Regions from separate parts of the Homo sapiens genome. Here region 1 is linked to region 2. The links are chromatin contacts, found by Hi-C or POLR2A ChIA-PET in ENCODE. All regions are on one chromosome and are shown on one strand. The core of a region is the stretch at or near the end of the contact, and the rest is flanking DNA. Distances in the headings are between cores, read along the strand shown.

The links. Hi-C counts contacts between places; a loop is a spot of excess contacts on that map. ChIA-PET counts read pairs that join two places held with the same protein, here RNA polymerase II (POLR2A). Pooled maps may share reads with other maps.
Region 1: a pooled map shows a loop between it and region 2 (2.2-fold over the local background). The contact joins the promoter of SERPING1 here to the promoter of TNKS1BP1 in region 2. A Hi-C loop is called at or near these places in 5 of 50 pooled maps. POLR2A ChIA-PET finds 5 or more read pairs at or near these places in 3 of 52 experiments (Caco-2, H1 and WTC11).

The regions. Positions count from the first base shown.
Region 1 is chr11:57,596,370-57,599,069 of GRCh38, forward strand. It overlaps SERPING1 (serpin family G member 1), which reads left to right and starts at 1,316. Exons shown (of 8, transcript NM_000062.3): 1 at 1,316-1,353; 2 at 1,880-1,952. The coding sequence starts at 1,902.
Region 2 is chr11:57,323,513-57,326,212 of GRCh38, forward strand. TNKS1BP1 (tankyrase 1 binding protein 1) reads right to left here and starts at 1,440. Exons shown (of 12, transcript NM_033396.3): 1 at 1,328-1,440. SSRP1 (structure specific recognition protein 1) reads right to left here. Exons shown (of 17, transcript NM_003146.3): 17 at 2,476-2,700. RefSeq lists a silencer at 1,244-1,523 and enhancers at 1,654-1,703, 1,733-2,606.

The DNA of each region.
Region 1 (2,700 bases), core at 66-2,565, 270 kb after region 2:
TTACCATAAGTATATCCCAATGTAAGTTTTTTTTTTTTTTTTTAGAGACAGCAAGTGTCTTACTCTGTTGCCCAGGCTGGAGTGCAGTGGCATGATCAATGCTAACTGCAGCCTTGAACTCCTGGGCTCAAGGGATCCTCCTGCCTCAGTCTCCTAAAAGGCTGGGATTACAGGTATGAACCCCCAGGCCTGCCTACTTCGTGTGTTTTATCTGGCAATGCTGAGAGGACAGCTAGATGTCGAGGACAGCCAGATTTCGAGGACAGCCAGACGTCAAGGGGGAAAGCAACTTGCTGGCTCACACAGCCAGCCAGGTCTATTGTGGAGCCCTAGTCGCAAACACATACACCCCAGCTTTCAAGTTTTTAAATATTTATTTAGTTAGTTATTTGTTTTTTGAGACAGTCTTGCTCTGTCACCCAGGCTGGAGTGCAGTGGTGCAATTTCAGCTCACTGCAACCTCTGCCTCCCAGATTCAAGTGATTGTGCCTCAGCCTCCCTAGTAGCTGGGACTACATGTGCGCGCCTGCACTGCCCAGCTAATTTTTGTACTTTTAGCGGAAACGGGGTTTCCCCATATTGGCCAGAGTGGTCTCAAACTCCTGACCTCAAGTGATCCACCCACCTCGGCCTCCCAAAGTGCTGGGATTACAGGCGTGAGCCACCGTGCCCGGCTAGCTTTTTTTTTTTTTTTTTTTTTAATTAGGTTGAATGCTTGTTGAGCTGGGTGCCTCACATCCGTTGTCTGTTATACAAAGAACTACTGATTATGGGTCTCTACGAGCAAAAATGGCAGAACACCTACAGGGCACAGGGGAGATGGGAGCAGGGATTAGGCTTCAGAATACTTCTCCAAATGAGGGTGATCAGGGCCCGACATTTCACTGCTCTAAGGCTCAGTATCTTAACTATCAAATGGGTACAATGGGGCACAAAGGGTTACTTTGAGGAATAACGGAGGTGAGCAATTTCCAAAAAGTTCATTCCTTTAAAAACTGCGGAGCACATTTTGTGTACATGCTGTTTTTATTGTTACTCATGAAGACGCGGGGGAAGCTTTGGTTGTGTAAAGCTGAGAACTGCACCCAAGCTTCCCCGTTCACCCCACCTACCAGGGGATTTGGGCTAAATTCCTGGCCTGGCCCACAAAGAAGACCAAGCGGTCAGTCCCATTCCGTCCCATCCTGATTTACAGGAACTCACACCAGCGATCAATCTTCCTTAATTTGTAACTGGGCAGTGTCCCGGGCCAGCCAATAGCTAAGACTGCCCCCCCCGCACCCCACCCTCCCTGACCCTGGGGGACTCTCTACTCAGTCTGCACTGGAGCTGCCTGGTGACCAGAAGTTTGGAGTAGGTTTGGTGCTGGGCAGGGGTGGGGAGTAGGGTGGAAAGCATGGAGTGAAGAGGTCTAGGGAGGGGGTCTCCTCACCCCCGCCTTCCTGCCCGCCTTGATCTCGGGGGTCTCTATAGGCTTGCTTCCACCTGGGACTTCTGCCTCCTCCTACCCCAGCCCCTCCCGCCTCAGGCCTGTTGTGCTCAGCCCCCCAGGACCTCCCCTCCCCCACGCCTCTGGCCTCATTGTTTGGTTAAAGCAGGACCCCCTCCCCCTCCCACCACCTCCCCTCCGACTGAACAGATGGACAGAGACCCGGGCCCACGGGGAGAGGAAGGGCCAGCCGGTGCCGGGAAAGGGAAGCGGTTTGGGGAAAACAAAACAGAGGGAGGAGCCAGGGAGAAGGTGGCCCCAGGAGGGAGGAGGAGGGAATTCGCTAAGAGGGACTGGGGCCTGAGACGGAATGGGGGCGGGCCCCGGGCGGGGTGGGGGCCCCTGGGCTCCCAGGGTGGGAGCTGGCTCCGAGGCTGGCTGGCTCCGCAGGTCCGCTGACGTCGCCGCCCAGATGGCCTCCAGGCTGACCCTGCTGACCCTCCTGCTGCTGCTGCTGGCTGGGGTATGTGGTCCCTTGTGGGATGGGGGACGGGGGTGGAGACGGGAGGCGGGATGGTGCGGGGTGCGGGCGGTGGCTGAGGATTAACCCTTCAGGCTCCGGGGAATGAGGAGAGCTCCTCTTGGGATCATTGAGTGTGATCCTTGCACACGCACTCGTAGATGGTGGAAAGAGCTCAGGACTCAGACAGATGCAAGTTCTAATCTTGGCGGGCCATGTAGGAGCTGCGCAGCGTGGTCCTGAGGACGTCACTTTTCTCAGCCTACTCCTCCTGATTTATAAAATGTTGAATAAACAGATCCCACCCTGTCCACCAAGCAGGCTTGGCAGGAGGATCACATAGGGCAAGGAGATGGGAAGCATTTTGTGATATCAAAGCAAGAGTTTGTTGTAGAAAAGAGCTGTGGGGAGGAGAGGTTTGGCTGCTGTGACACAGACGGTGGTCCCAGGCTAGGGCCTGTGAAGACAGGGAAGAATGGTAGCAAACATACGTGGGTCTGGGTGGGGGTCAATAGCAGTGAGAGGTCCCAGTGGTCTGGGAGGTCATGGACTAGAAATAAGGCTAAGAAGTGCAGGATCCCAGGAGAAAGGTAGGTAGGGGTGTGTGTATGTGCGTGTGTGTGTGTGTGCACGCGCAAGTTGGTATCACATACTCAGCAGATGATGTAGTTATGAGCAGGGAGTTTGGAATCAGAGACCTTGTTTTGACCCCTAGCTGTTTCTCCCATTTCTGTGAGACCCTGGACTAGTT
Region 2 (2,700 bases), core at 190-2,689:
ACCAAATCCTTAAAAGGGACCCCCAGTGCTCATCCTCTGCAAAATCCAACACCCCTCCCCTAACGCTGACCCTGCCCCAGGTGTTTCAAAGATGGGAGAGGGTATGAAGACAGTAGAGAAACCCAGTACTGTCAACCCATTGGTCAGTTAACCACCACGGAAGACTGCCCACTGTGGGTGGGTGAATAACTGTGCAGAGCCAGGCCAAGTGTGGTGGGGGGAGGGGCACATGATAGAAAAAATAAAATTAAAACACAAGATTGTTTCCTTGTCCTTGAACATTATTACTAGGAACATAGTGTGGGTGGTTGGAGATGGAAATTAATTGGCTCAGAACCAAAAAAATCCTTTCACCTGGGGTTCTGATGGGCCCCTCTGCGGTATGAGGGGCTGCAGCAATGAAGGCGGGCTCAGAGTCCCCAGGTGCGGAGGTGGCCACAGCAACTCAGAGACCCCAGCCAGGGGCCCCAGGTGACCAAGGCCACCAAGGCTGTGGCCAGAAGCTGCGATTCGCAGCGGTTCTGAGCACTCCCCACCCTCAAGAGACCAGGGGGTAGAGGGTAGCAGGGTAGAAACGAGCTGACCCCTGGCAGATAAGGCCTCCAGAAGGGCTGGGCAGCTCCAGCCCCGGAGGGGACTCGGCGCAGGCGGGGTCGCCCCTATGGACCCCAGGATCTCCAGCCGGATCCGAGGCTAGAGAGGTCGGCAGGGACAGCACGTAAACTGCTGGAAAGAGGGAGGGCCAACGGGAAGATGGAACAGCCCCGGGCAATGGGCTGTCTGGAGGGGCCCAGTGGGGAGCTCTGGACACAGAAGGGACGGCGGCAGCCGAAGAGGAGGAGGAGGAGGGGGCTGCGGTGGCGGCAGAAGCGGAGGACCTGTGAGCGGGCTGTGAAGCAGCCGGCGAACAGACGGTGGGCTGCAGACGTCGATCAGGTGGGGGCGGACTGGGGTGGCTGGGGGCGTGCCGAAGGAGCCGGGGGAGGGGGCTAGCGCGGCCCGGAGGAAGGGGAGGCAGGGGTCCCTCCAGCGGCTCTGCCCGCCCCCGGCCCCGCCCCAAGCCCTCGCCCCCTCCCCCCTTTCTTCTGGCTCTGCCAGCACGAGCTCCAAGCCATGCGCCCTCCGCCTCCGCGCACACGCGCCACCTTCCCCCGGGCCTCCAGCGTCCCCAGCGCCCTCGGCCCCTGCAAACTTTCCTGGTGACCCCCCGACCACCACCACCTCAACCCGAGGTGTCGGCTGGAAAGCACCCACTCCTTCCATGCCCCTCCCCCGCCCCATCCCGGACCCCGCCCCCTCCTTCGCCCGACCGCCCCCGCGCACTCACGCGCTCGCCCGGGGTCCGGCTCCGCTCGGCTCGGGGCCCCGATGCCAGTCCCCGCCGCCGCCGCCGCTGCTACCGCCGCCGCCGCCGCCGTCACCGCGGGACGAAGCCACTGCGAGCCCCGGCGGGGCCCCGCCCCAACTCCGCCCAGGTCCACGCCCCCAGGGCGCTTCATGAATATGCATGAGCCGGTTGGAACCCGGGAGTGGGAAGCCCGTGCAGAATTCGTCCCACCGTCGGCAAACAGGCGCGGCCCAGCACTCAATTATTCATGAGGCTTGCAGATGAGGGGCCCGCCCCAGTCTCAGACCGGGGCGAAACTGACGCAATTCAGCCGGGAGCGCTCGGGTAAAATGGCCACCGAGACGACTGCCTAGAGAAACTGCCTTGGCGGCCCCTCCCGGGCTCCGCCGCCTGCACAGAGCACAGTATCATCGAGCTACGCCGGCAAGAAGGTAGCCGCCGGCTGACTGAAGCGGCTTCCTGATACAACCACCTGAGTGCTGAGAACGCGCGCAACGTGGCCACCCTCCTGTGTCAATTCAGATTTAGAGCCACCGTGAAGAAGTCTGGCAGCTCTGCATTCCTCATTAGTGACCTTTATCTCCTTTTAGGCCCCTTCTCAGACATGGGTTCCTCCCTACACTGAAGTTTGTATACCCCCTTCTTCCCGTAAGAACAAAAGCTTCACATATAACTCCGTACTTTGTTGCACCACCACCAGGCTGCAACCACCACCACTCTACGCACACGCTCATCCTCCCCGACTCTCCAGGCTCAGGTTTCCACTCCCCCGGCTGCGGGAAGGACAGTCAATCCTGATTTCATTATCGAAAGCCTTGGAAGACCCTTGACTCATAGGTAAGGATGCAGCCAAGAGCTGCCTCCCCCTAGCTTGGTTGGCTAATGGAGTGTAACTGGGAGAAACTTCCTAATCAGATCAGCTCTCATTTCTAGACTCTCAGGTGGCCCATCCGGGCAGAGGCGGGTGAAAACCAATGCTCGTCCAGCCGGGAACAGAACAGGATGTACCTCGAGACTTGCTTCCCGGCTGGCCAGGAAGGCCCTGCCCAGTCTGACCAGAGCAGTAAACACCACCAATAAAAGTGGGAGCAACACACCAAGGCTACAAAGAAAGCATGAGGACATGGTTTCCAAAGTCAGTTCCCTTTATTAAATCATTTTCACAGACCAGAAATACAAAATGAAAGTAGAAATAGGCCCCAGGTAGGAGCTACAGGCCTGGCCTCACATGACCCCTGCTCCAGCAACTTGAACAGGACAAGCAGCAGCTACATCCTTAAGGTCGGGAAAGTAAGATGAGGATTTGGATCCTGCATTGCCCTGCCTCCCACCCTATCTCTCCCCAAATTATA